2 separate regions of the Homo sapiens genome follow, and region 2 is linked to region 1. A link is a loop called in an ENCODE intact Hi-C map of the cell type or tissue named here. Cell type or tissue: transverse colon. All regions are shown on one strand. Links, peaks and the distances in the headings refer to the core of each region. The heading gives the core; the rest is flanking DNA. Region 1 overlaps ABCC1 (ATP binding cassette subfamily C member 1 (ABCC1 blood group)). Region 2 holds the start of MYH11 (myosin heavy chain 11).

Region 1 (15,798 bases), core at 4,113-12,112:
CAGGAAGGGCTGACACGAAGTCCTTCAGGTGGGCCAGCTCCAGGGACGTCCAGACTTCTTCATCCGAGTACTGGCTGAATGGGTCCAGGTTCATTCGGAGGGAACCCGAAAACAAAACAGGGTCCTGTTCAGAGAGAAGAGAGTGGACGGCATGTGACACCTGTGTCACGCTGACATGGATGGAGGCGACCTAAGGACTTCTGGCCAGGACTGTTGAAGGTGGGGTATCAGAGCTCCTTGGAATCACTATTTCTGGAGATGTTAATAATGGAGAAAAAGGCCAGGTACGGTGGTTCACGCCTGTAATCCCAGCACTTTGGCAGGCCGAGGCGAGTGGATCACTTAAGGTCAGGAGTTCGAGACCAGCCTGGCCAACATGGCAACACCCTGTCTCTAGTAAAAATACAAAAATTAGCTGGGCATGGTGGTGCATACCTGTAGTCCCAGCTACTCAGGAGACTGAGGCAGGAGAATCACTTGAACCCGGGAGACGGAAGTTGCAGTGAGCCAAGATTGTGCCACTGCACTCCAGAGCAAGACTCTATCTCCAAAAAAAAAATTGCCTTAATAATGGAAAAAAAAAAAAAAGTCTGGAAAGTCTGAGTTTGGCAGAATACAACAGATTTCCTTTCCATACAACTTCCTGGAGCCTTCAATATGCAAGTGGGTTGAGAACCTCCAGAAATGAGACGCAGCACAGGTGATTCCTAACAGTAAAGTCCCGTGGATTCTCCCGTCATCCAACCACAGAAGAGAATCTTCTAAGACACTTTAGGGAAGATTACACTAAAAGGCAACATATTAAGGAATCCACCTGCGGGGATTGGTCTAGAAAATCCTTATTTCAGCCAAGCATGTTGGCTCACCCCTGTAATCCCAGCACTATGGGAGGCCGAGGCAGGCAGATCACTCGAGGTCAGGAGTTTGAGACCAGCCTGGGTAACATGGTGAAACCCCGTTTCTACTAAAAATACAAAAACTAGCCACGCATGGTGGTGCGTGCCTATAATCCCAGCTACTTGGGAAGCTGAGGCAGAAGAATCGCTTGAACCCAGGAGGTGCAGGTTGCAGTAAGCTGAGATCGTGCCACTGCACTGGGTGACAGAGTGAGACTCCGTCTCAGTTAAAAAAAGAAAAAAAAGAAAAGAGAAAGAAAAAGAAAATCCTTATTTCTCACCAAATACTGTGTGTTCTCACTTGTAAGAGGGAGCTAAACTCTGGGTACTCATGGTTGTAAAGATGGAAATGATAGACACTGGAGCCTCCATAAGTGGGGACAGATGGAGGAGGGTAATGGTTGAGAAACTACTCTCTCTCGGGTACTCTGTTCAATAGTTGGGTGATGAGATCCATAGAAGCCGAAGCATCAGCATCACACAATATACCCACGTAACAAGCCTGCAGGTGCACCCCGTGAATCGAAAATTAAAAAGTCTTATTTCTTGTCTAGCTCTTGGAAGGGTTAGAGATGCTCAGTCTGACTCTGGCAGCAGAGAGAGAAGACGGTGTCTTTTTGGATTTTTCTAGATGCTCTGAAACTACCCCTCCCGGGGACAGGAAGTCGGGACTGATAGTCAGTTAATTCCCACGTTGTTAATCATATACTAAGAGGAAATTCAGGGAAGCAGCAGCACAGCCTAACTTCAATAAAAACAATGAAGGCCAGCCACGGTGCCTCATGCCTGTAATCCCAGCACTTTTGGAGGCCAAGGTGGGTGGATTGCTTGAGCCCAGGAGTTCAAGGGCAGCCTGGGCAACACAGTGGAACCCCATCTCCACAAAAAAGTACAAAACAAATTTAGCTGGGTGTGGTGGCATGTGCCTGTAGTCCCAGCTACTCAGGAGGCTGGGGTGGGAGAATCGCTTGAGCCTGGGAGACGGAGGTTGCAGTGAGCTGAGATTGCGCCAGCGCACTCCACTCTGGGCAACAGAGCGAGACCCTGTTTCAGGAAAAAAAAAAAAAAAAAAAAAAAAAAGAACGATGAAGTAGGGCCAAATGTATGTTTGCCCCAAAAATATACATACACCACTGTCAGTGCAATCATAGGGCTTGCCAGCTCTGGCTCACCCCCTGGGCCACACCCAGACCCCACCTGGGGGATGATGGTGATCTTGAAGCGGAGGTCGTGCAGGCCGATCTTGGCGATGTTGATGCCATCGATGATGATCTCTCCTTCGGCAGACTCGTTGATCCGAAATAAGCCCAGGGTCAGGGACGACTTCCCAGCTCCCGTCCGCCCCACGATGCCGACCTGCAGGACAGAAGGGCCCAGGTGTGGTGGGAATGCTGGCATCCGGACTTGTCCCTGCCCCAAAGTGCCCTCATCTCGGCCCCACCTCAGGCATCAGTCATCTGGTCAACCCAACTCGACAGCCCTCTCCCTTGCGCGCTGCCCAGAGACACTCCTTTAAGGGTGTTTCGGCCGAAGGTCAAGAAGGACTCTCTTCCCTTTGCCAGGCTCCCAAAAGGAATGACTCGGCTTTTTATAAGTTACTAGAGACCTCAAAAGAGATACAGAAGAGGCAGAAGGAATTTCCAACAAAGCCCTATTTGTTTAGACTCAAGAAACTATTAAGTAATAATCAGGCATTTCCTCATTTCCCCACTGTTTTTCACACCTTTGATGGTGAGTTTCCCATCATGAGTTGTTGAAATATCTGAAAGATTCAGGCAGATCTTCCGGCCCTTTGCTATGACCTGGTCTCCATGCATCCTCTCTTGAAGGAACTAGGTTCTCTAGCTAATGGCCAAAGGATGATGTTCCTGACCTCCAGTTCTCCCCTTCCTGCCTGGCTCTTGAGAAGTGGGCTCCTTCTTCCCTCCTACAGGGGTGTCACAGAGCAGCATGCGTGCAAAAATTCTCATGACGTGAGATAAGCCATAAAGACTCAACAAGGGCTGGGGCACGGTGGCTCATGCCTGTAGTCCCAGCACTTTGGGAGGCCGAGGAAGGTGGATCAGAGAAGGTCAGGAGTTCGAGACCAGCCTGGCCAACATGGTAAAACCCCATCTCTACTAAAACTACAAAAATTAGCTGGGCGTGGTGGCATGCACCTGTAGTCCCAGATACTCGGGAGACGGAGGCAGGAGAATCACTTGAACCCAGGGGACGGAGGTTGCAGTGAGCCGAAATAGCACCACTGGACTCCAGCCTGGGTGACAGAGTGAGAGGCTGTCTCAAAACAAAACAAAACAAAACAAAAACAAAAACAAAAACAAAAACAAAAAAAGACAGCAAGAACATCACCCACTCTGCTCTTCTCTGTAACTCAGAGAGAAATTATCTGCTGGGAACAGAATGTTCTGAGCTTTGTGGGAGGTACGTAGGAACAGTTCAATAAGTCCATATGTTCAGAGGTGAAAGCAGCCTTGTCCCCCAGCAAATGGCCAGGAAGACTGTCAGACCAATTCCAGAGGAAAGTCTAAGGGTATCACTCAGGTCAAGGAACCTCTTCCAAGAACAGCTCGGAACCAAGAGAAGGTTCCAAAATTCTGACAATTTCTCACTTCCCTTGAGCCATCCCCCTAGAAGGGATGGTGACACCTTATTCTAGAGATCACAAATTCTAATGTTTTGGAGGGGCCAACTAGGCAATGAATGGGACAGGGAGGGACTGGGGTGAACCAGGAGGCTCACAGGTTGACTAGAAAGAGCCAGGCGGGGGAGGATTGACCTGATGTTGCCAGATGTTCTGATCTTCCAAAAAAAGCAGAAAATAAATTTTTATATTAAGTCTTCCAGATTTTTCAGTATTTGCAACTTATTCAAATTTCTTCCAGGCCAGGTGCAGTGGCTCACACCTGTAATCCCAGCACTTGGGGAGGCTGAGGCGGGTGGATCAGTTGAGGTCAGGAGTTCAAGACCACCCTGGCCAACATGGCAAAACCCCATCTCTACTAATAACACAAAAATTAGCTAGGCATGGTGGCGCATGCCTGTAGTCCCAGCTACTCGGGAGGCTAAGGCAGGAGAATCACTTGAACCCAGGAGGCAGAAGTTGCAGTGAGCTGAGATCGGGCCCCTGCACTCTGGCCTTGGCAACAGAGTAAGACTCCATCTCAAAAAAAAAAAAAAAAAAAAAAAAAAAAACAACCAACCAAAAAACAAAAAAAGAACTTCTTCCAGGGGCCAGGAATGGTGGCTGATTCCTGTAATCCCAGCACTTTGGGAAGCTGAGGCGGGCAGACCGGTTGAGCTCAAGAGTTCCAGATCAGCCTGGACAACATAGTAGGACCCCCATCTCTACAAAAAATACAAAAATTAGCCAGGTGCAGTGGCACACACCTGCACTCCCAACCATGTGTAGTCCCCCCACTTGGGAGGCTGCCGCTGCAGTGGGCTGAGATCACACCACTGCACTCTAGCCTGGGTAACAGAGCAAGACCCTCTCTCAACAACAACAACAAAAAATCTTCCAAAACAAATCTGTGGGGCTCATTTGGTCTTCAGGCTGTCAGTTCACCTAAAAGCCTTCACTTCTGCAAGCTGTATGCGCTCTGAACAGCTTTTACTGCCACAGTCCACTCCCAGCCCCCCAAAAAGCCATTCAAGCAAAGGTGTGGAGCCGTGAGTGACTGGGGAGACGCTGCAGCTAGGTTCACCTGCCCGATGGCACCCTGTGCCCGACTGGGAATGGGTGAGGGAATGGGGCGATGTGTACCCACCTTTTCTCCCCCATTGATCGTGACATTGATGTGCCTGAGAACGAAGTCCAGGTCCTCTCGGTAGCGCAGGCAGTAGTTCCGGAATTCCACTCGGCCCACCTGGGGCCAGCTGCTGGGCGGAGCTGTCTCCTGGATTTGCCAGGGCGCCTTCGATCGCAGTGAAGGGAGAGAGTAAGGAATTTCCAGTCCATCTGGTAAAGCTGTGACTCCCCTGACCTCCCCTCTCACTCACTCTGCTGCCCAAGGTGGCCTCCCAGGCCTCAGCACTGGGGGGTTGCCCTTCCTGGAATGTTATTCCCCAAATGACCCCCTTGCATCCTGTGGATCTCTGGTCGATACAGAGCACCCTCTCAGCCCTGTGTCCCTCTGTCCCCTCCCGCACTGCCTTCTCCTTCAGGGCACTGCCTGTCCCCAGCCCTCTTGGGGCTCGCATGCTTGAGTGTATTCTGTCTCCCACACCCACTGCACCATCCACTCAATGAGGACAGGCTCTAATTGTTCACTGCTGTATCCCAGGGCTCAGAGCACATAGTAGGTGTTCAACACACATTTATGAACATAAACAAGAAGAGTGACACAGCTGCTGATATAGAAAGTGAACTAGTGGTAGAAGGCACAGAAACTGAGAGGACATGATCATCCCTCAGTAGGTCAGAGATACCTTCTGTAAAGCTGTCATCTCTGTGTAACAGATAATGGCTCAATGGACCATAGTTGTTCATTTTTGTCTGCCAGAATTAACGTGACGTTCATGCTCACCATTCTTTTAAAATAATTGTACAACTGATTTGTATAGACATTGTTCTTTTTTTTTTGAGATGGAGTCTCACTCTGTCGCCCAGGCTGGAGTGCAATGGCATGATCTCAGCTCACTGCAACCCCTGCCTCCCAGGTTCAAGCGACTCTCCTGCCTCAGCCTCCTGAGTAGCTGGGATTACAGACACCCGCCACCACACCCAGCTAATTTTTGTATTTTTAGTAGAGATGTGGTTTCACCATGTTGGCCAGGCTGGTCTCTAACTCCTGACCTCATGATCCACCCACCTCTACCTCCCAAAGTGCTGGGATTACAGGCGTGAGCCACCATGCCCGCCACAGACATTGTTCTCAATATGAACATGATAGGTAAACTTTTAAAAAGTTTTTCTGATAAAATATAAATGTTGCCCCCAGATTCTTTTAACGTCAAGGAAATGAATAACAGCTTGTCAGAGACTTCCTACGGAACAAAGAATTTTTTAGGTAACTATCATTAGGCTGGATAAGGTAATAGATGTATTTCAAAAGAGCAAGTGGAGGTATATCTTATCCATATCTTTAGGCTGATGCAAAATTTTACGGTTTAGACAACAGTGTGCCATGTTATGCACAGACTGGCTCTAGGTATTTGAGGAGCGCAATACAGAGAGTTTAAAAAGTGATTTTGTAAAATCTACACTATGGTCTCTGTTTCTCCAAAGTAAATGTGATTTGTTCCTCACACTGCAGTGAGTAAAAAAGAAACAAGAAAACAATAACATAAATATTGAAGTATGTTTCAGTGTTGGGTGAATTTTGTTTTTAGATGCCAATAAAACTTACTTTTTGATAAAAAAAAATTTAAATAAATATTTATAAATGGAGTCAATGAAATGAGTGGTCTTCTCTGGACAGACACGACAATAAAAGTGAGTTACCCTGGCTGCCCACCCCGGCAGGAAGGCAAGGATAAAAGCAGCATCTGTATCGCAGTGTCTCATCCAATCCTCACAGCAACCCCATGTGGGAGGGTCCTTTCATTATCCCCAGTTTACACACAAGGAGACTGAGACACAGAGAGGGGCGGTAACTTGCCCAGGGACACACAACCCTCCTTTTGAAAAGTAGTTCAGTTCAGCATTTCCTGAGGCCCACAGCTGGATATGGCCTGGGCCAGGTTCACTGGTTTTAGCCTCGGGGAATGCACCTCCCCGTCCAGGGCACACACAGGTGCTGAACCAGGCTGCAGAGCACATGGCCAAGCTCAGGGGCACTGCAGACGGCACATAACAAGAAAACGCCGGGCAACTTTTAGGCAAGACATGCAGCCCTTTTGTGGACGTGCTATAAAATCACAGCGTTGCCGGCGCAGTGGCTCACACCTGTAATCCCAGCACTTAGGGAGGCCGAGGTGGGCAGAACACTTGAGGTCAGGAGTTTGAGACCAGCCTGACCAACATGGTGAAACCCTGGCTCTACTAAAAATACAAAAATTAGCTGGGCCTGATGGTGGGAGCCTGTAATCTCAGCTACTTGGGAGGTTGAGACACGACGATCACTAGAATCTGGGAGGCAGAGGTTGCAGTGAGCCAAGATAAAACCACTACACTCCAGTCTGGGTGACACAGCAAGACTCCTCTGTCTCAAAAAAAAAAAAACAAAAAAAAACCCCACCACCACCGCCAACAACAAAAAGTATTATTTTTTATTTTGTAGAGACGATGTCTCACCATGTTGCCCAGGATCGTCTCAAACTCCTGGGCTCAAGTGATCCATCTGCCTTGGCCTCCCAAAGTGCTGGGATTACAGGCGTGAGCCACCGCGCCTGGCCAAAAAATAAATGTTATTATTGAGCGCTTACAATGCAACTAAGGCAAGTTGCTCTGCTCAGCACTTGAGACCCATGATCTCATCTGAGCCTCACAGCAGCCCTTAGAGGCAGTGACTGTTACTATACACAGATGCAAAGGTGCCTCATGGTTAAAGAAAAGGTTTCACAGGATAACAGGTAGATTCCACTTACGTTAAAAGAAAAAGAAACAAGCAAACAAAAGTGTTGGGGTATGTGGGAATCCACACGGGAAAGTTTTGGGGGAAATTCACCCGAATGCTAATGGGGCCTCTCTCTGGAGAGGAGAGGAACGGGGCGAACAGGAACAAACTGTCTTTCTCCACCATAAACTTCTTTGTTTTTTTGTTTTTCGAGACAGAGTCTCACTCTGTCACCCAGGCTGGAGTGCAGTGATGTTTCTTCAGCTCACTGCAACCTCCACCTCCCGGGTTCCAGCGATCCTCCCACCTCAGCCTCCCAAGTAGCTGGAATTATAGGCACCTGCCACCATGCCAACTAATTTTTGTATTTTTAGTAGAGACGGGATTCACCGTTGGCCAGGCTGGTCTCGAACTCCTGGCTTCAAGTGATCCACCCACCTTGGCCTCTCAAAGTGCTGGGATTGCAGGCGTGGGCCACTGTGTCCAGCCCTGTATTGATTTTTTCTTTTTTAAAACAACAAGTGTATCTCTATTTTATAATTTATGTACATAATTGAAGGGGAGATGCTATAACAACACAGTGAGCGGAATGGAGAGAAGTATGTGGAACTTTCTATCTATATATAAAAATACATGCAAATACAGAATAGTGGTAGGACTAATGAGGACAATTACTTTCTCTTGGGTTTGTCAAACACGATCCTTCTAAAAATATAAAAGTCAGTCAAAAGTAAAATGCTTTTAAAAACTGAACTCAGGCCGGGTGTGGTGGCTCACACCTGTGATCCCAGCACTTTGGGAGGCTGAGGCGGGTGGATCACGAGGTCAGGAGTTCGAGACCAGCCGGGCCAACATGGTGAAATCCCTTCTCTACTAAAAATACAAAAATCGCCTGTAATCCCAGCTACTCAGGAGGCTGGGAATCGCTTGAACCCAGGAGAAGGAGGTTGCAGTGAGCTGAGATCATGCCACTGCACTCCAGGCTGGAGCGAGACTTAAGTCTCAAACAAACAAAAAAAAAACTGAATTCAATCTAACTGAACGCTTTAACTGGGTGAATTCCATGGCATGTGAAATTCACATGTCAATGAGGCTATTATAAAAACTAATGAAATAAGTTAGCTGGGCGGGGTGGTGGGTACTTGTAATCCCAGCTAATTGGGAGGCTGAGGCAGGAGAATCACTTGAACCCAGGAGGTGGAGGTTGCAGTGAGCTGAGATCGTGCCACTGCATTCCAGCCTGGGCAAAAAAAAAGCCAAATTCCATCTAAAAAAAAAAAAAAAAAAAACCTAATGAAATACCTTGTAAGTGAATTAAATTCAGTGTCAAGTTGGAAGCCGCCGGTGTAATACACCCTTGGTTCCTCACGGGGGCACTCACGCCATTCTTACAATGCTCACCCGTGACATGGGACCTGGTTCACCCAGTCAGAATGTTAAAGGAGTGGGCCGAGGTCACCTCTGTGAATTCCTCAGGAGGACAGACCTTACAGAGGCCTTGGTCTCACTCCCAAGGGGCATCTCTCCTCAGGAGGCCGGGTAGCATGACTCCCATGGCACTGGATAGGGTCTCTGAGGAGGCACAGGCTCAACGCCTAGGTCTGCCATTTACCAGCCATGTGATCTTGGGCAAGTAACTTCAGCTTTTTGTCTCAGTTTCCTCACCTGTAAAATGGGGGTAATAGTAGCATCTAAATTATAGGGCTGGGCTGGGCATGGTGGCTCCCGCTTGTAATCCCAGCACTTTGGGAGGCCAAGGCAGGCAGATCACTAGAGCTCAGGAGATCAAGATGAGTCTGGGCAAAATCCCGTCTCTACTAAAAATACAAAAATCAGTCCGGTGTGATGGCATATGCCCGTGGTCCCAGACACTCAGGAGGCAGAGGTAGGAGAATCACTTGAGCCTGGGAGGCAGCGAATGAGATCGCACTACACTCCAACCCGGGCAAGAGTGAGACCGTGTCTCAAAAATCAGTCATAGAGCGGGGTAAAGACTGAGTGCATTACTCTATATTAAACGTTTAAGTCTGGGCCTGACATTCTACAAGGCACTATGTGTGTCCCTGTTATCATTAATGTAGGGTGGGGGTGTCGCCAGGCATTATTGTGATTATCTATTATCACTGCTGTTCCTACTTGTGCTGCTGTTCAGGGCCTAAGAAGGCAGTTATTAAGGGCAACGCAACATCAAAGACTGGAGGCACGGGTCCTAGTCCCAGCTGTTCTACCAAGCCACGTGGGACCTTGGATCAGCTGTTGTCCCTCCCCAGGTTCCCTTTTTCTCCATCTATAAAAAGGGGACTGGGGTTCAATAACGGCAGGGTTTCCCAAACTTTGGTCAGTTCCCAGCTACATCATTCGTGTAGTATGCATGTACTCATTCTCTTGTTGTTTTAATATGCTTAATCAAGTCACTTAGACTTAATTTCTCAACTTACTTAAGAGGAAAATTTATTACAATCACAAAAGGAAAAGTAGTATTATTTTCCGTAACAGGAGTCCCCTATACAAATACATAACAGGCCAGGCGCAGTGGCTCACGCCTGTAATCCCAGCACTTTGGGAGGCTGAGGCAGGCGGATCACCTGAGGTCAAGAGTTTGAGACCAGACTGGCCAACTTAGTGAAACCCCCATCTCTACTAAAAATACAAAAATTAGCCAGGCATGATGACAGGCACCTGTAATCCCAACTATTTGGGAGGCTGAGGCAGGAGAATTACTTGAACCTGGGAGGAGGAGGTTGCAGTGAGCCGAGATTGTGCCACTGCACTCCAGCCTGGGTGACAGTGAGACTCCATCACACACACAAAAAAACCAAATTCATAACAAATAACAGAAGGTTATTTCTGATAGACAGAATCCGTCCTGTTGAAGACTCCAAGTGTGAGGGCTGCTGTTTATCTGTCTGTTGAAGGGAGATCATCTCAATTGCTAAGGTGTTAAAGACCTGCTAGCCCCAGACTAAGACTTTCTCTGTGATACCATCAGAAGTTATGAAAGAGAAATAGAGGGGGAAACTTCTTCACAATGTGAATACCTTCTGAATGCCCTGACAGCATCCCACAGTCTCGTATATGGATACCCCAGATCTTGGGTAAAGCCGGTAAACTATTTTCACCCTAAAACCGGGCTCTAAATAAGTGCTGCAAAAAGACTGGACAAGCGTTAAGATGCACTTCTACCTGGTGAGGTATCCAGCTCAGAGGCAGAGGTGCACAGGATAGGGTCCAGAGATCTCCTTGGGGTAAAGCTACACCAAAGACCAAGAGGTCCAGCCAGGGGCCCTTGCCTACCTCCTTCTCAGTCTCTGAATACTCCTTGAGCCTCTCCACGGCCACGATGTTGGTTTCCATTTCAGATGACATCCGAACCAGCCAGTTCAAGTACGTGGTGACCTGTGAGTGGAAGAGTCACGTGGCATTTCTAGAGTAAGCGGGCGTACTTGACTTTCCTTTTTCTTTTTTTCCACTGAGATAATAGGAAACAAATTATTTTCAACAAGTATGAATTATGGGAGGCTGAGGCGGTCAGATCACCTGAGGTCAGGGGTTTGAGACCAGCCTGGCCGATGTGGCGAAACCCCATCAGTCACTACTAAAAATATAAAAATTAGCCAGGCATGGTGACGCACACCTGTAAACCCAGCTATTTGGGAGGCTGAGGCAGAAGAATCACTTGAACCCAGGAGGCAGAGGTTGCAGTGAGCCGAGATCCCACCACTGCATTCCAGCCTGGGTGACAGAGTGAGATTCCGTCTCCAAAAAAAATAAATAAATAAAAATAAAAGGTTATGAGTTATGAAACATTCAGGTAAGAAAGGTACCGAAATTAGCAACCCCAGGTATAGCCATCACCCAGGCCTGCCACATTGCCATCTCCTAAGCACACACATTTCCAAAATAACTCATGGGCCACATAATAAGAAACTGGAAAATATTTTTAGCCAGGTGACAATATGAAAACACAATGTATCATCATTTGTGAGATGCAGCTAAAGCAGTTCTTAGAGGGAAATTCATAGCTTTAAAAGCATTCCCCTCGTACCTGGAAGTATCCTCTTGGGCCACTAAGGAATCTGTGTGACTGATGGGGAAAATCCTGGCCACATGTCAAATCCGTCTCCTGCTCTAGTTGGTCACCAGGCACTGTGGCACTGTACCTGCTCCTCAAACTCCGTACCTCTCAAGTTCCTCTCCCCCATTCCTGTTGGAGCTGGAATCCAAAGCCAAGGACAACTGGCTCCCCCATTAACAGACTTTAATAATCCAGCCAAGAGCATCCCCTCTTACCTGCAATGAGTAAGACACTGAGAGGCCCACCAAGCCAGCACTGAGGCTGTGCCTGGAGATCACCGCAAACAGGGCAGCAAACAGAACGATGCAGTTGCCCACACACTCCAGCCGCACGGCCAGCCACCTGCGCCAAGACACACAGGCAGACAAACAGGCATGGAGTCAGCTCTACAGAGACTTGGCTTACAGCTCTTGGGGGAGGAAGGGGATTCTTTGCTAACTCAAGTAACTCCGCAGTAATTCCAGAGAGAGTCCTTCCTGGCACTGCTTTTTCAAAACATGCACAATGGGCGCAGGGTAGGGAGGGCCGAAGGCACGAGGCCAGTAAATCCTCATTAATCTGGCAAACCCATGGATTAAAACAGAGCTCTCCAGAGGCAATCTTCCCTGGAATCTGAAGCTTGCCTTTTTAAGAACCAACTTTTTTCTCATTGAAGCCTTTAAAATACATACACATAGGCCGGGCGTAGTGGGTCACTCCTATAATCACACACACACACATACACACACACACACACACACACACACACACACAGCCGGGCGTAGTGGGTCACTCCTATAATCACACACACACACACACACACACACACACACACAGTGCATTAACAACAACAAAAAGATGTCCTGGAAATTCCTAAATACTAAGAAGACATCAACTGTAAGAGACACTAGGGATTTAAAATAACCATCGTTTCTCGGCCTTTTGGCTAAAAACAAGTAGAAAATAACAGTCTCTTGTTACGAGACAGATCTGGGAGGGGAGTGCGTAACTAGTACGAGTAAACATCATTGTAACGTTCCCAAGCCCAGACTCTTCATTTCAAAGTGTTAAAATATACTATTTTACCCTTTAAAATAGAAACAGAAATCATGTTTTCTGTCATTTTGTTTTTTTGAGATGGGGTCTTACTCTGCCATCCAGGCTGGAGTGTGGATGACATGATCACAGCTCACTGCCGCCTCAACCTTCCAAGTTCCAGTGATCCTCCTGCCTCAGCCTGAGTAGCTGCGACTACAGGCCCATGCCACCACACCTGGCAAATTTTTGGTTTTTTGTTTTGTTTTTAGAGACAGGGTCTCCCTAGAGTGCCCAGGCTGGTCTCGAACTGCTGGGCTCAAGTGACCCGCCTGCCTTGGCCACCCAAAGTGCTGAGATTACAGGTGTCAACCAATGTGCCTGGTCATCTTATTTGTTTAAAGCTAGGTTTAGTATGGTATCATGTACCATCAGAACTATTTTATTTTACTTTTTATTTTATTCTTCTCTTCTCTTCTATTATTTCTTCAGATAGAGTTTCGCTCTCGTTGCCCAGGCTGGAGTGCAATGGTGCGGTCTTGGCTCACTGCAACCTCTGCCTCTTGGGTTCAAGTGATTCTCCTGCCTCAGCCTCCCAAGTACAGGCACCCACCATCATGCCCGGCTAATTTTTTTGTATTTTTAATATAGATGGGATTTTGCCATGTTGACCAGGCTGGTCTTGAACTCCTGACCTCAGGTGATCCACCCACTTTGGCATCCCAAAGTGCTGGGATTACAGATGTGAGCCACCGCGCCTGGCCATCTTATTTGTTTAAAGCTAGGCTTCGTATGATATCATATAGCACTAGAACTATTATTTTAATGTTCTAAAATATAAAGCATTCTAGGAAGATGGGGTGTTGATCTTTTCTCCATTGCAGCCCTTATGAACCAAGTGACTGATCCTCACTACTCCGACAGACACAGCCAGATTGTGACAAACTCCCTAAAAATTCTGAAGGGAAGTCAAGGTCTGTAATCATTCAGGGTTAGCCCACCCAGACTTACGCTATGGGATTAGAGTGTGTAAGACGGGCTAATGGTTATGGGACACCTCTGGGGTGCTGTCACTTTTTCAGAAAAGTCTATAAGGATGCAAATGGGTGAGAGGGACACTTCTCTAAATTCAGCAAATAATTAGCAAACTTCTGCCTCTTTTGGATTGATGCTATTATCTGTGATCCACAAGATGTCAATCTCCCACCCCCATCTCCTTTTTTTGTTTTTCCAGAGACAGGGTCTCACTCTGTCACCCAGGCTGGAGTGCAGTGGTGTAATCATAGCTCAATGCAACTTTGAACTCCTGGGCTGAAACGATCCTCCAGCCTCAGCCTCTCGAGAAGCTAGGACTACAGGCACACACCACCATGATGGGCTACTTTTTTTTTTTTTTTTTTTTTTTAAGAGAGATGGGGGTCTTGCTATGTTGCCCAGGCTGGCCTGGAATCTAATGGATCCTCCTGCCTCAGCCTCCCAAAGTACTGGGATTACAGGCGTGAGCCATGACATCTGGCCCACAAGATGACAATCTCATATGGTTTAGCTTAGTATTAGTAAATTGCTTCTGACACACATCACCCAGGGGTGCATGATCACCCCCAGACGGGAACAGCGGTATGAAGATACTCAATAGCAGAGTCGGTCGCTGGCAGTCTTGCATCACTAGGATGACAGTTAACGGGAAGCACTTGCAGGGCTTTCTGACTCCAGAAGAGCTGTGTCCCTGCACTTAAATGCCGCGGGCACTGCATGTCTACAGTGCCGCTGTCTGCTCTTAATGATTCATCTGTCCTCCGCGCTCATCAAGCCTCTCCATCCTTTCTGCAAGGCCGGGGTTTGGCTTTATACCCAGCTCAAGGTGCGAGGAAAAGATCGAGGCAAAGAGACAAGGTGCTAAGGCGGCCTCCTCCACCCGCTCCTGCAGGCCCACCATGCCCACCTGTTGGCCACGATGCTGGGGTAATAGGCCTTCTGGTTCTCGTCCACCTTCAGGTCACTCTGGTGGATGAAGCGCTCCTGCTCCTCGAAGGCTCGAATGACGCTGACCCCCAGCAAGGTCTCGTTGAAATGGGAATAGACCGGGGAGCGGCTGACCGACTCGAGGCGCTTCAGCTGCCGGGAGGAAGCCACGTAGAACCTCTGGGGTAGAGAACAGACGCGGGGAGTTGATGAAGGTTCCCTCCTGCCATCCTCCCAGGGCAGGGCTGTGCTGGAGAACATCTAGACGTAACCGATACCTCCAGGAGGCAAAATGTTAGAGCCGGGCTGCCCTCACAGGGGTGCCCACTCACCTGGTGAACCACAGGAATAGCACCACCAATGACAAGGACAGTGACAATAATAGCTCACGCTTATACAAAGCCCACAGCCCCAGGCATCGTTCTAAGCAGTTTTACAAACATCAGTTCATTCAATCCTCACAAAAAACCTGAGGTGCTCATTCCTATATGTGATGGGTAGACTAAGGCACAAAGAAGCTAGTTAATCTCCTCCCCAAGGTCACATGGCTAGCAAGGGGCAGAACTGGGATTCAAACCCAGGCCATCTGGGCTGCAAAGTGCTAACCTCTACCCTGTACTGCCTCTCTGAAGCCTTTCACCTCTAGGGTTTTCTGGAACCAGCAGTGTGGTTTTCAGCATAGGCTTTGAGGTCAACGAGACCTCAGTTCAAATCCTGACTCAACTACTGACTGGCAATATAAACACGACTAACACTTTACTTCTCTAAGCCTCAGTTTCCTTATCTGTAAAATGGGAACAACAAGGCTTGCTCGGCCAGGTGGGGTGGCTCATGCTTGTAATACCCGCACTTCAGGAGGCAGAGGCGGGAGATCACTTGAGGCCAGGAGTCTGAGACCAGCCCAGGCACATGGCAAAATGCCATCTCTACAAAAATAAAATATTATTAAGAAAACAAACGAAACAAAACAAAGCTTGCTTCACGGGGTCATTGTGAGGGTGACATGTAAGAGTTACAGTCTTACATGTGATGTGTATTTGCGTGGACACATTATTTCATAAATCATATAGATATGCATGATGTCACTAAGCACAGTGCCTGGTAATACTAGGTTGAACCACAGGAAATAGCTGTTTCTGTAGATAAGAAATAAGTATTAGCAGTTTCATATAGTTTGACCTAACAGTAAGCATTCAGTTAGCTGGTGACTATTGTTATCATTAAGTGACAGAATTCCGCCTGTTGATCACATCCCCTCAGGAGTGACTGTGTCCATGCAATGGCCGGTTCCAGCACACTCAGCCCAGCTGAGATGCCCATGAGGATAGGGTCAATCTCGTCACCCCCCTCC
Region 2 (14,936 bases), core at 1-8,000, 270 kb after region 1:
ACCATGAGTGAAACAAAAGTGCTTTTGTGCAAGAGTTGGAGCATGGCCCTGCTTGTGGTCAGGAACGATGTTCCTTTATTCACAGATCTTGGGCCAGATCTACCTGACTCTATATGAGTCAAGTAGATCAAGGCTGATAACACTTTAAAATTATTAAATCTTCTTTTTTTTTTTTTTGAGATGGAGCCTCTCTCTCTAGCCTAGGCTAGAGTGCAATGGTGTGATCTTGGCTCACTGCAACCTCCACCTCCCAGGTTCAAGGGATTCTCCTGTCTCAGCCTCCCAAGTAGCTGGGACTACAGGCGTGCACAACCACACCCGACTAGTTTTTGTATTTTTAGTAGTGATAGGGTTTTACCATGTTGGCCAGGCTGGTCTCGAACTCCTGACCTCAAGTGTTCCCTCCACCTTGGCCTCCCAAAGTGCTGGGATTACAGGTGTGAGCCACTGTGCCCGGCCAAAAAATATTAAATCTTGAGGCACATGCAGGAGTAAGCCATGCTCAGACCCAATCTTCGATGTTACTAAAAATTGGAGGGGATCACACTTCATGGTTTTGTTTTGTTTTGTTTTTTTGAGACAGGGTCTTGCTCTGTTGCCCAGGCTGGAGTGCACTGGTACGATCACAGTTCACTGCAGCCTCAAACTCTGGGGCTCAAACAATCCTCCTACTTCACTCTCTAGTTGGGACTACAGGCACACACTGCTGTGCTCGACTAATTATTATTATTATTATTATTATTATTATTATTATTATTATTATTATTTTGTAGAGACAGGGATCTTGCTATGTTACCTAGGCTGTTCTTGAACTCCTGGGCTCAAGCGATCCTTCCGCTGCAGCCTCTCAAAGTGCTAGGATTACAGGCATGCCCAGCCACTTTGGGGCTTTTTTAAGCCAACAGCAAAAAAAGACTATAAGAGAGAAATTTCCCCTTGGCTGTCTTGTTTCATGGATTCGTGGAAACTCCCATTAAACAGCCGGTCACAGAAAAAGATATGCCAAGGAAAATTACTTGACAGCACTCAGTCAAAGTGACATTTTAAAAAGAGACTATTGCCTCCTCCATCTTAAAAGAACTGACCTTTTGAGCCATGAGAAATGAAACAGAGGCATCTGATCGAATGATAACAATGCACTTCTGAAGATTCAAACATCGGAACTTCATGCATTGGACACATATCTATTGAATGACTCTTAAGTGAACATACTGTCCCTGCCTGCTTCCAGAGGGTACTAGAGAGGTCGGAGATGGTTCATAAAGGCCTTCACATGTGCTGTCATATTTAACAATCAGAAAGGTACTTGAGGCAAAGAATCTGATCATCTTTGTTTTTCCTTGAGAAAATGCGCTCAGAGAGGTTTACTGACAATCCCAAAGGTGCTTGGTTGGTGCTTAAGAGATCTGGGTTTAAAACCTCAGACTGCTGTCTACTATGGCCTGTGTCAGAAAGACTGGGGTTGGAATTCCTGTTCCACCACTGCTGTGTTATTTAACCCCTCCAAACCTAGATTCTCAACAATAAAATGGGGGTAGGGAGGGAATTAAAGTATGTACCTTATTTTTTAGAGACAACATCTTGCTCTGTCGCCCAGGCTAGAGTGCAGTGGTGCAATCATAGTTCACTGTAGTCTCAACCTTCCAAGCTCAAGAGATCCTCCTACCTCAGCCTCCCTAGTAGCTGGAACTTCAGGCTACACTACGCCCAGCTGCTATTTATTATTTATTTATTTATTGAGATTGCATCTCACCATGTTGCCCAGGCTGGCTACTTAAAAAAAATTTTTTTTTTCAAGACAGGGTCTCACTCTGCCACCCAGGCTGGAGTACAGTGACAGAGTCTCAGCTCACTGCAACCTCTGCCTCCCAGGCTCAAGTGATCTTCCCACCTCAGCCTCCCAAGGAGCTGGGATTACAGGTACCCACCACCACACATGGCTAACTTTTTATTTTTTGTAGAGACAGGGTCTTGCTATGTTGCCCAGGCTGGTCTCAAACTCCTGAGCTCAAGCAATCCTCCTGCTTTGGCCTCCCAAAGTGCTAGGATTACAGTTGTGAGCCACCATGCCTGGCCTTGGCCACTTTAGTTTTGCTTTTTTTTTTTTTTTTTGAGTTGGAGTCTTGCTCTGTCATCCAGGCTCCCAGGCTGGAGTGCAGTGACACAATCTCAGCTCACTGCAACCTCTGCCTCCTGGGTTCAAGCAATTATCCTGCCTCAGCCTCCCAAGTAGCTGGGACCACAGGTGTGCACCACCATGCCCAGCTAATTTTTATATTTTTAGTAGAAATGGGGGTTTCACCATGTTGGCTAGGCTGGTCTTGAACTTCTGACTTCAAGTGATCCGCCTACTTTGGCCTCCCAAAGTGCTGGGATTACAGGCAAGAGCCACCGTGCCCGGCTGCCTACTTTAATTTTTAATAAAGGGTTGTTATATAAGGGGTAGGTGAGAGAATGAAGTAAAATTGAGTGTTACAGTCTCCAGTTGTTAATCACATTATAATTATTCTCTTTTAAAAGTTACCAACAAGTTATTTAAAGAATCGAATGGAACCCTTTGGAAATACAGTGTTCATGCCTCTAGTATTAATGCCAGTTTTTACTTCGAGGCCAGCAAGCTAGATTCCGATGGCCTTCCCTTTCCAGGATGGGAAGCGGATGATTGACTTCAATTTTCCCCCTTCCGTTACTTCTCTGCTCCACATCATTTCTGTGCTGATGCAGGGACGATTTCCACTCCTTTTACAGCGTAGATGTTAAAAGCCTGTGCGGAGCAGCTCATTCATCATTTTCCGCAGAGCTTTACCCCTCACTTCCCCAGCCAGCTAAATGCAGGCTGTTCTTGACTCTCTGATCTAGGCCCATTGCAGGGTGAGGGCCAGGCTCAGGAGTTTCCAGGGTGAAAACCAGGTAAGCTTGATGTTGGAAGGATGAAGAAGGACCCAAAAGGGTCTGAGATGCAGAGCTCTCCAGATGGGCCTGGGAGCCTGCAGGGGAAGAGGCCTCTCTTTATATCCCGGAGGCCTGGTGCAACTCTAGTTGGTTTCATGTTTGTTGCGAGTAACAGCAGCTCACATGAAGCGGTGCACCATGTTCATTTTACATGGATCATCTCAAGGACTGCTTACAAAAAGGCCAGGAAGTAGCTGATGTTCTTCCCATCTTACAGGTAGGGAAATTGAGGCATGGAGAGGCAAAGTTACTTGCCCATGGTCATATAGGTAGAAAGCAGCACTGGCAGATTCAAAGCCAGACATCTACTCTCAGATACACGCCCTGGGCCTCAAGGCCAGTTTGCCTGGGCATTTCCCTTTAATGTCTCCTCTCTGGAAGTGAATGGTGTCATCAGAAAGGTTCCAGTGCCAGCACCAATCAATGACTGTCCCAGTGAGAGCTTGGTCAAATCCCTTTACCCCTGCAGGGACTCAATTTTCTCACCTGCAAAATGGGGGTATTAATAAAGCCACCCCCCGCACCCCCGGCCCCCAGCCCCTCCACCTGGTTGCAAGAGGAGTGGTTGTAGACTAAGGGCCTGCGTCAAGTACAGAACCCAGGAGGGGTCTGCCCAACTTTAACCCTCTCTCCAAATCCTCTAGCCTGAAGCAGCAGAAACCCACGTGGGACTGGGGGCTGCCCCCTTCCGGGCCTTCCCCAAGCAGAGGGGTCCCCATCTAGCCCCGCGGGGCAACGGCGGCCGGTGGCTGCGTGAAGGGCCCCCTCCCCCGACGCCGGGGAGCAGGAAGGCCACTCGGCACCATATTTAGTCAGGGGGAGCCGGCAGCCCAGAGCTGGTATGCGGCGCTGGGAATTCCTGCAGGAAGGAGTCCGCGCCTGCCCTTTTTGGGTTGTCTCCCGCCCGCCGCTCCCGCCGCTCCCGGGGAGGGGGACCGGCCCGGCCCGGCCCGGCCCGGGAACCTCGGAGGAGCTGGTGCCGCGCGGGGAGCGGAGCGCCCGGGCTGCCCGCGGGTCCCCGGCCTGGCGCGGGGCCAGCCCACCGCCTCGACTTCCTTTTATGGCCTGTGTGTGCGTGCGTGGACAGGAGCGGGGAGGGAGGGACGGGGAGAAGACGGAGAGCCTGGGGAAGAGAGAGAGAGAAAGCGCAGAGATAGGAGTGAGACACGCGGGAGAGATGGAGAGCAAGAGACACAGAGACCAGAGACAAAGTGAGACAGGAGGGAGAGACAGATACATCGACAGATCTAGAGAAGCGAGAGGGACAGAGACAAAAGATAGAGCGAGAGACAGCAATGATCAGAGTGACAGACATGCAGAGACAGTGGCAGAGACAGAGCGAGAGAGCCTGTGATGGAGAGAGACAGGGAATGCAATTTTAGGCGAGGAATCCTTGGGGAAGGGAAGTTGTTGAAGGGAACTCGCAGACTCTGGGGGCACACCCACTTTCTCCTTGGATCTTGACACTTGCATCTTGTAAATAACGTAATTATCACCGCCACCGCCTTCCCCCATTTTGTAGCTATGGACACCAAGTCTCAGAGAAGTGAAGTGACTTGCCCAAGGTCACGCAGCTGGCGAGTGGCGCACAGGGGAGGGGGACAGCTGAAATAATCACAGTGGGCTTATTTTTAATTTTTATTTGTATTTTGGTCGTGGTGATGTGGGTGGAGGTGGAGATGGCAAGTTGGGAAAAGTAAAAACTTCCCCTTCCTGCACGGTTCCCAGCAAGGGTGGGGGCCTCCTGTCTTGCACTTTGCAAAGTTCAAGAAATCCCCTTTCCCTACCCTTCACGCTGCACAGCCGGCCCTCTTTCCAGACAGTGCGATGCCAATAAAATGGGAAGTGGGGTGGGAGATGTCAAGTCAGATCCACCACAGCCCCGACACGGGGAGGAAGAGGTTAAAGCCTTTGCGGCCGGAACCGACTCAGGGAAGACGTTCTCAAGCATCCCGCACAGACACTGCCTGCTCGACCCCCTTTCTCTAGGGATCCGGAGCGTCTGCGACCGCCTGGGGCCGGGGCTGAGACTCCCGTCCCTGTGCGCACCTGTTCCGTGCGCCCTTGTGCGGTGCGCACCTGTTCCGTGCACCCTTGTCCCGAGCGCCCCAGCTCCTTGCGCTCCCGCCGGGGGTGCGCCCTGCAGGGGGCGCGGCGAGGGGGCCGCGAGGGACCCTCCCCAACTCCACCCCTTCGGCCTCCTCCCCTTTCCCAGCCGCGGGCAGCTCCGGGTCTATAAAGAGAGGCGTCCGAGGACGCGCAGGGAGATTTGGACGCTCCGGCCTGGGAGGTGCGTCAGATCCGAGCTCGCCATCCAGTTTCCTCTCCACTAGTCCCCCCAGTTGGAGATCTGTAAGTAGTAGTTGTCATTCTGGGGGCAGATTGCAGGGCAGGGGGGTGTTAAAAGTCCTATAGGGTATTCTATAGGGGCTGGGGTGCACTTAGGGGTCCCTGTTGTCAACCTCGTAAGGGCCATGGTGGGGGCAGAGTTGTGATTTGGATCTCTCTCTGCCTTATCGTCTTAGATTATCCTAGACTTTCCCCAAACAGCATTTCTTAAGATTGCCAGTGAGAAGTACCATTTTGGGGGTGCTTATTAACGATATCAATGCCTGGACCCAACTCCATTTCCCAACTCTAGAATCCCCAGAAAAACTGCCTTAAAAAAAAAAAAATTAGTCCCGAGTGATTCTTGTTAAGAGGCTAATCCAGGAGATATGCTCCCTTGGAAATCTCAGAGGTCCGGTGCAGACAATCAAGGCATCTCACTTTTATTCTAGGCACCAAAAAATTTACAGCTGAACTTCACTGAAAAGTCACTTGCTATCACACAGAAGGGCAAAGTGAGGCTCCTTGTGGATTTGACCGTATTGCACAGTTGTGTTGATAATGCATTAAATCAGTTAAAAACACATGGGCATAGGCTTAGCAGAAAGGAGTGTTGTTGTTTTTTTTTTTTAATCAGTTTAGGGGAGGTTCTTCTATGTTGAGAACCCCTGGGAGATAAGGCTGGTTGTGATCTAGTTTGTTACAGCCCACTTTTTCCTCTTCTCCAAATTAAAAAAAAAAAAAACAACTCACCCAGGTTGACCCCAAAGGGCCCCCAGATACCCAGGTGGGCTCCAAAGTCTCCATTTGCTTCCACGATCTGCAGGTGCGTTAGGTAAGATTACACTAGAATTTCCCGCAGAGCCACCTGTGTCAATGCCACTCTCGTGCCCAACCAAATGGGTAAAACGAGAGAAAGTGTGGCTACTGCCTGTTGTAAGTTTTCTTCCAGCACAGGGTCTGGTAGGGATTTTGCCACTTGAGAAAAGGTACCATCCAAAGCCATGCTTGTCAAGAAGTAAAAGAAAATATTTAGAAACCCAAGGTGGGAGTGTTTAGTTGCAGTATGAAGAACTGAGAGATTAAATGGTGAACTGTCCGTCCGGGGTTTGGCAAAAAGAATGCAGGCTATTAATAAACTGCTTTGCATAGTTTTTTGTTTCTTTGATTTACTCAACGATACTATTTTAGAATTGTTCAGAGACGGAACTTGACGCTGAACTGAAAGTCATTAGGTGGCAGGGTGTGAAATAAGATAGAGAATTTTGTTTGAAGGAAATTGATGTTTTCCCTTTGAGATAGCTACCGTTGATGGAACACTTCAGTGCCACATGCTGTTGCAACATTTAACTTAATTTATCTCATTTAATCTTTGCAACAACTTCATAAGAAAGGCTTTATGATGCCTGTTTAGTATACAAGGCAGCTGAGGCTCAGAGAGGTAAAGTGTCACACAGCCAGCAAGTGGTAGAACCCATTCCCGGGTCAGTTTGAGTCCAAGTTCATACCCTTGACCCCACTATCTTTCTTCTTTACCATGGACACAAACTTGTTGGGGTCAGGTTTCTGGTGGGACTAAATGCTTCCAACAAAGTAAATGTTTATCACCGTGTCCTTTGAAGAAAACATAAACTGACTTTTTGCACATTTAAAATAAAAGGCACTGTTTGTCCCCTGATTGAGGGGGTGACCTAGCTGAAACCAGTGACCCTAGGTGGGCTGCCATGCCGAGAGTCCAGAACGTGAACTAGCTGGGTCTTTTCCGAGAAGCCGCCAGGCTTGCCTTGTAAACACCATGTTTTTTTATTATCATGTCCGAAATAGATGTGTTATTCCGTACAAGGTATCTGTTATGGATTTGTTATCATTACTTTTCCGTGGGAGGGCAGAGATTGAGGCAAACATGCCCATTTATGGAAGCGTTTTCCATGAGGCCATCCCCGGCCCCCTCGTCAGTTACCCAGCCTTGCACCGCAGCCCGGTTGGTCCTGGCCCTGGGGATTTGTCTACCATGTCCCTCACCCATTGAAGAACTAGTGGAGAAACCCTAAGGAGAAGAGATTTGGGAGGAAAGTGGGATTCTTTTTTCCTACCCCCTCTTATTCAGAGGTTTGATTTTTTTGGGTGGGGGGTGGGAGGGAATTGTCTCCTTTCCACAGGTCTTGAATCCAAACAGGTGGGTCTTCCACGTTAGGCACAAGCGTGTAATTCCAAGAGCAGATATATAGTAGATTTTTCTTGAAAACCAAGTTCAATATTCAATCCAGTAGAATCATAGAAGGCCATAAGCAAATTTAAAAATCATCTCCCGCACCTCCCCAAACCTCACTTTCTCATCCGGGAAATGGGGCTAATGAGAATAACTCATGTTTTTTGGGCACTTTTGCCTGGCGAGATGCTAAACGCTTTGTGGACATTATCTTACGTCTTCATAACAACCCTTTAGAGTAGATACTGTTATTCTAACTGGCTTTATTTTACACATATGGAGTCTGAATAACTTGCTTAAGATAGCTCAGCTAACCAGTAAGGAAAAGAAGATTCTACAAATCTAGGTCTTTCTAACTCCAGAGTTTCACAGATTACCCTCATGGGAGGATTTGATGAGCTAATGTGTATGAAGGGTTTAGCACAGTGCCTGGCCCCTGGTAAGCTTCAGTGATGGTTATTTATAGCAAACACAACCAGAGAGTTCAAGATGTTTGCTCAGTATGGCATGGCTCATCTTTGGCAGAACCGGGAAGCCTAAACTATGTGGCCGTTAAAGGAGAAGCTTCTCTTAATTTTCTTCCCTTTGATCTCATAAACCTCGTTTCTATTTGGGCTGAAAGTGGTGATTAGAATCTTTAATATATTAAGCTACCATTCCTTACCTGGATTGGGAATGTTACAAATTCCAATTACATTTGTTTAGGGTTTTGTTTGTTTGTTTTTGAGACAGAGTCTTGCTCTGTCGCCCAGGCTGGAGTGCAGTGGTGCGATCTTGGCTCACTGCAACCTCCGCCTCCTAGGTTCAGGCACTTCTCCAGCCTCAGCCTCCTGAGTAGAGAGTAGCTGGGTTTATAGGCGCCCACCACCATGCCTGGCTAATTTTTTGTATTTTTAGTAGAGATGGGGTTTCACCATATTGGCCAGGCTGGTCTCGAACCGCTGACCTCAAGTGATTCGCCTGGCTTGGTCTCCCAAAGTGCTCAGATTACAGGCGTGAGCCACCGCGCCTGGCTTATTTAGGGTCTTGATGGCATACTTTAAGGGATGGCCTTTTTGCTCTCTAGGTCTTCTCCTTCCACTCCTGACCTTTCAACTTTTAACCCTGGCCACACAATGGAGGAAAGACTGAATTTAGAGAAAGGCAGGCAAGAATTTGAAAGAAACCTTGTATGTGATCCAAGGACAGAGGAAGAAGCTGCTCACAGTGGCTGAAAGGGGAGGTCGGACATCTGTGACTTGTATCAGGGTTTCAGGGGCTAAGGAGGAACAACCTCATCAAAGTTGCTAGGAAAGGGCCATAGAGGCCAGGTATGGCAGGTCATACCTGTAATCCCAGCAATTTGGGAGGCTGAGGTGGGGGGATGGCTTGAAGTCAGGAGTTTGAGACCAGAGTGGGCAACATAGCGAGGCACCATCTCTACAAAAAAATTTTTAAAATGAGCTGGGCATGGTGGCATGCATCTGTAGTCCTAGTTATTCAGGAGGTTGAGTGAGGCAGGAGGATTGCTTGAGCCCAGGAGTTCAAGGCTGCCGTGGGCCCTGATTGCATCACTGTTCTCTAGCCTGGGCAACAGAGTGAGACTCTGTCTCAAAAAAAAGGTGAGGGGCATAGAACTTTACTGTACCAGGCTGAAAAATACAAGGCCCAGAGAGGGCAAGTGACTTGCCTAGCATCACCCAGCGAGTTTTGGGCAGAGCTGAGACTTGTAACTCGAAGACCTAAGGATCTTCCACAGGCTAATGAATAGCTTGTTTGTGCTCAAGGGATGAAGCAGTGAGTTGTTAGGACAGGACTGTGAATAGGGCTGACATATTCAGATGTGTCAAACATCGCTAATGCCATCTCTGAGTAAATTAGGCTTCAAACAGATCGGGATTCTAATCCTGGTTCCCCAACTTTTGCAAGGGAGGGCCTTGCATTTACCTTTCAAGACCCCGATAGGCTTAGCAGGAAAATGGGAATAATAGATAATGCCACTCTTTCATCCTTGGACTTTTTGTCTAATTATATGAATTTATCTGTAGGATAAATTCCCAGAAATGCGCTTGCTGAGTTAAAGGGCATGCGTATCTAAAATTAATAGATATTGCAAATGACTGGCTAAAGACATTGCAGACCAGGTGCAGTGGCTCACGCCTGTAATCCCAGCACTTTGGGAGGCCGCAGCAGGTGGGTCACCTGAGGTCAGGAGTTCAAGACCAGCCTGGCCAACATGGTCTCTGCTAAACCCTATCTCTACTAAAAATACAAAAATTATCTGGGCATGGTCGTGGGCACCTGTAATCCCAGCTACTCGGGAGGCTGAGGCACGAGAATCGCTTGAGCCTCAGAGGCAGAGGTTGCATTGAGCCGAGATCACACCACTGCACTCCAGCCTGGGCAAAGAGTGAGACTCGGTCTCAAAAAAAAAAAAAAAAAGGCATTGCAAATTGCAACTTGTTGCAGTCACATATGACAGCAGTCCCCATCCTCTTGGCACCAGAGACTGGTTTCGTGGAAGACAATATTTTCCAGGGTGGAGTGGGGAGGATGGTTTTGGGATGAAACTGTCCCACCTCATCATCAGGCATTGGTTAGATTCTCATAAGGAACGTACAACCTAGATCCCTTGCAGGTGGAGTTGGCAATAGGGTTTGTGCTTCTGTGAAAATCTAATGCTGCTTATCTGACAGGAGGCGGAGCTTAGGCAGTGATGGTCACTCACCCACCGTCCCCTCCTGCTATGTGGCCTGGTTCCTAACAGGCCATTGACTGATACTGCAGCACAAGGGTTGGGGACCCCTGACATAGGAGACTATACATTTATTTTAAGCTGTGGTATGCCAGAATTGTAAAATATAAAACACAGTGGGGCTTTTAGGGCCAGAAATAATCAGTTCTTGCTCGCTTCCAGAAGCATCCTTCACAGGGGCTACCGTAACTCTTGCCAACCAAGTTCTCTTGGTTGGGAGGAAAAAATAGTGTTATGCATTAAGAGAACTTCTTTCTGGAGTTACTTGAAACCATTGGTATTCAGATGATTAGGCAGATGTCACAAGGCAATAAGAATGTGACAGGTTCACCATTCACTTTTTTTCCTGTAAAAGTGAAGTAGGGCTTTCTTGGGAACAAGCCCTTGGGAGGTGGGGGGATGTGAATGGTGAGGGGAGGGTAGAAATGGTGGAGTAGGGTCAGGGGCAAGAAAGGGACTTTCTGCTAAGAATTAATCGGGTGTCCATTTACTCTTAGCAGAAAACTAGGATTAGATTCTGGATTGTACTCCTGACTCCAAATTTTACAAGTGGGGGTCTTGCATTTACCTTCCAGGACCTCGGTCATCTTAGCAGGAAAATAGCAATAGCAGGTGATGCCACCTTACAGAGCGCTTAGGAGACAGTGAGATGGTCTATATAGGAAGCTGTCTGGCCTGATACCTGATGAATACAAGGGGCCCAATAAATACAGTGGCTGTTATGAATAATAGATCTAAACTGCCTTTTTGGTACTACTGGGGACCTGCCAAGCAGGTGCATTTAGAGTGCCCAGTGCCTCTCCCTGCGACACATTTGATGCCTCCCTACACCTGGACCAGGCCTTGAGCGAGGATTTCCACTGCAGAGGTCCTTCCAGCTGGCGAATTGTGTTGCAGATCAGGTTCAGAGAACTTCTGTTTTGCCTGTGTGGCATTCATTCATTCGTTTATTTGAAATAGAGATGGGATCTCACTGTGCTGCCCAGGCTAGTCTAGAGCTCCTAATTCAAGCAATCCTCTTGGCTTGGCCTCCCATAGTTCTTGGATTACAGGTGTGAACCACTGTATCCAGCCCTTTATGACATTTAGAATATGAGCAATTTTTCTTTTTTCTTTTTTTTCTTTTTGAGATGGAGTCTCACTCTGTCACCCAGGCTAGAGTGCAGTGGCATGATCTTGGCTCACTGCAACCTCTACCTCCCAGGCTCAAGCGATCTTCCCACCTCAGCCTCCCGAGTAGCTGGGACTACCGGCATGTGCTGCCATGCCTGGCTAATTTTTGTATTTTCTGTAGAGATGGGGTTTCACCATGTTGCGCAGGCTGGTGTCAAACTCCTAAGCTCAAGCGAACTGCCTGCCTTGGCCTCCCAGTGTTGGGATTACAGACGTGAGCCACAGTGCTGAACCCTGCATGGTATTTAGAATATAAGCAATACTCTAACATCTGGTCTGGGTCACTCTGTATTACTTACCTGATCTCCAAAAACATTTGGGTTTTTGTCTCTGGTCCAAAATCTTTAGCCAATGGCTTGGCAGTAAAATCCTGAGGGAAGCTGTTGACCAGGTGAGGTGATGTGCAAATCCTATACTCTCTGGGCTCTGGGATATTTAATTTACTATTTATTTATTTATTTTCAAGACAGAGTTTTGCTCTTGTCGCCCAGGCTGGAGTGCAGTGATGGGATCTCAGCTCACTGCACCCTCCACCTCCTGGGTTCAAGCGATTCTCCTTCCTCAGCCTCCTGAGTAGCTGGTATTACAGGCGCCCACCACCACACCTGGCTATTTTTTGTATTTTTAGTAGAGACGGGGTTTCACCATGTTGGCCAGGCTGGTCTTGAACTACTGACCTCAGGTTATCCGCCTGCCTCGGCCTCCCGAAGTACTGGGATTACAGGCATCAGCCACCATGCCCGGCCTAATTTACTTTTTATTAATGCTGAAGCAGAGAGGGCAAGATCTTTTGCCCCTGAGTTCTTCTGGGAAAAATGAAACTGATGGTAAAACAAACTAAAGCAACCTGACATTCTCAGTTGGTCCAGTTTCAGCCCTTTGACTGGGAGTCACAGACGGGTCCCATAAAATGGTAGAGCTGGGCCAGCCTACCATTGATTTATTTTCCCTAAATGAAAAATACAAGGCCCAGAGAGGGCAAGTGACTTGTCCAGAGTCACCCAGCAGGTTTGGGGCAAAGCTGAGACTCGTTACTTGACATCCTAAGGTCTTCCAGAGGCTAATGATTAGCTTGTTTGTGCTCAAAAAATGAAGCAGCCTGGGCGCGGTGGCTCATGCTTGTAATCCTAGCACTTTGGGAGGCTGAGGCAGGCAGATCGCTTGAGCTCAGGAGTTTGAGACCAGCCTGGGCCACAAAGTGAGACCCCTGTCTCTACAAAAAAATGCAAGAATTAAAAAATTAGCTGGGTGTTCTGGTGCGTGCCTGTGATCCCAGCTACTTGGGAGGCTGAGGTGGGAGAATGGCTTGAGCCTGGGAGGCAGAGTTTGCAGAAAGCAGAGATCGCGCCACTTCACTCTAGCCTGGGCAACAGAGCCAGACCCTGTCTCAAAAAAAAAGAATGAAGCAGTTGTTGGTCAGGACAGGACTGTAAACAAGGCTGACACACTCAGATGTGTCAAACATCGCTAATGCCAAAGGTGACAGAGTCATTTGTTTTCATCCAAACATTCGAGAAAGTTGGACGAGGTGACTCACGCCTGTCATCCTAGAGCTTTGGGAAGCCAAGGCAGGAGGATCATTTGAGATCAGGAGTTTGAGACCAGCCTAGGCAAAATAGCAAGACCCCCATCTCTACAAAAAATAAGCCGGGCATAGTGGCCCACACCTGAGGTGGGAGGATCCCTTGAGCCCATGAGTTTGAGCCTGCAGTAAGCTATGATTGCACCACTGCACTCCACCCTGGGCATATAGTGAGACCCTTCCCCCAACCAAAAACATTGAGAGCAGCTCTTGATGAGTGAACTGTACTTCGTGGTCAGCAGTTCTGGGTAGTAATTTCAGAGATGTCCTTTCAGCCCTTGGAGCTGATGCAGGACCTTAAACATGAGCGATGGTGGAGGAGGGAGGGTTGGGAAGGTGCATCAAGGTAGATGAAGAGTGTCCCTGGGGTTGGGCCAACTGGCGGTCCGTCTCTGGTCCAGTGTGTTCACCTTGCCCCCGTCTGATCTTCTGCAGTTGGTATTCCGAGTTGAGTTTGACTAAGTGAGAGCTGCTCTCAGCTTTAACTGCCTTTCCCAAGACAGCCCTTGTTTTTATTCTAAAGCTGTGGTTCTCAACTGGAAGCAGTTTTGCCACCCCAGGGGACATCTAGCAGTGTCTGGAGACATTTTTGATTGTCATGAGTGGAGGAAGGGGTGCTACTGGCATCAGGTGGGCAGAGACCAGGGATGCTGCGGAACATCCCACAATGCACGGAAGAGCTCCCCTCACGACACAGAATGACGCAGCCCAAGAGTCACAGTGCAGAGTTTGTGGCCAGCTGCGGTGGCTCACGCCTGTAATCCCAGCACTTTGGGGGGCCAAGGTGGGAGGATTGCTTGAGGCCTGGAGTTCAAGACCAGCCTGGCCAATATGGTGAAACCTCATCTCTACTAAAAATACAAAAATTAGCCAGGCATGGTAGCGCATGCCTGTAGTCCCAGCTACTTGGGAGGCTGAGGCACGAGAATCACTTGAACCCAGAAACGTGGAGGTTGCAGTGAGCTGAGATTGCGTCACTGCACTCCAGCCTGGGTAACAGAGCGAGACTCTGTGTCAAAAAAAAAAAAAAAAAAAAAAGACTTAGCAACTATTATTACTAGTATTAGTATTATTAATTTGTCAGGCTCACTGAATTTTCTCAAAAATTTGGCAAATTTTTAGGAAAACATTCTCAAAACATTTGGCAAATCTGTGGCTAAATGTTGTTTTGGGGACCCAAGGCTCGTAGGAGCAAAACAGCTTTCAGGTTTCCGGATCTGCCAGAGACTCAAGTGTCCTGTTGTGTGTTTTGTGTCTCAATGAGGGAAAGGGGAATATGTAGCACCTTCCAGATGGATTTGACCTTGACTGCGCCACTGTTTGAAGAGCTTCTCAACCTCCGCAGCTCCACCCCAGCCCAGATATTTCAGGGAATTAGGGTTCCAAGGGGCATGCTATGGAAAACACCATTCTAGCATGAGTCGAAGCTTCTCATCCCCCATCTTGCTGTCTTTTGACCAAAGCAGATTTTGCACGTCGTAACTGTCAGAGACATCAAAGCCAGAGGGAATCCAGCCTGCTCCAAGCTCTCCTTTTTTGTACAGAGACTGAATCTTTGCACTTGATCTTGTTTGTGTTTTTAAGTCTGAGGTTAGACAGGGTCCCAGGCAATGGAGGCGTGCGTGTCCTTTTATTTTTCTGTTGTAGCTTTTGCTATTTTTTCTGACTTTTAAGGCAACTCATCCACATGGCAATTAGGAAGAGCCCACTTAGGGCTGGGCACAGCGGCTCATGCCTGTAATCCCAGCACTTTGGGAGACCGAGGCAGGCAGATCACTTGAGGTCAGGAGTTCAAGACCTCAGCCTGGACAACATGGTGAAACCCCGTCTCTACAAAGAATACAGGAAAATAGCTGGGCATGGTGGCAGGTGCCTGTGGTCCCAACTATTTGGGAGGCTGGGGTGGGAGGATCACTTGAGCCTGGGAGGCGGAGGTTGCCGTGAGCTGAGGTCATGCC

What was found. A loop is a pair of places that touch in the nucleus more often than their neighbours do. Peaks named below come from ENCODE experiments on the same cell type or tissue, not always from the same donor. Only the 100,000 strongest peaks of a DNase experiment are listed, where the experiment ranks them.
Region 2: it touches region 1 in a loop (4-fold over the local background); 6 of 110 quality-filtered maps call a loop at or near these places.

Annotation. Positions count from the first base shown.
Region 1 is chr16:16,120,804-16,136,601 of GRCh38, reverse strand. It overlaps ABCC1 (ATP binding cassette subfamily C member 1 (ABCC1 blood group)), which reads right to left. Exons shown (of 31, transcript NM_004996.4): 24 at 14,428-14,627; 25 at 11,687-11,813; 26 at 10,691-10,792; 27 at 4,667-4,813; 28 at 2,094-2,252; 29 at 1-124. Among named protein-coding and RNA genes, the nearest start is that of ABCC6, 95 kb to the left of the region's middle. RefSeq lists an enhancer at 4,225-4,724. In transverse colon, for the core only: a CTCF peak has its summit at 8,759; a DNase peak (open chromatin) is centred at 8,791; H3K27ac peaks cover 3,231 bases.
Region 2 is chr16:15,847,309-15,862,244 of GRCh38, reverse strand. It overlaps MYH11 (myosin heavy chain 11), which reads left to right and starts at 5,217. Exons shown (of 41, transcript NM_002474.3): 1 at 5,217-5,304. RefSeq lists an enhancer at 3,670-4,171. In transverse colon, for the core only: no CTCF peak of the experiment used is centred there; DNase peaks (open chromatin) are centred at 3,854 and 4,850; H3K4me3 peaks cover 4,453 bases; H3K27ac peaks cover 6,721 bases; H3K27me3 peaks cover 5,190 bases.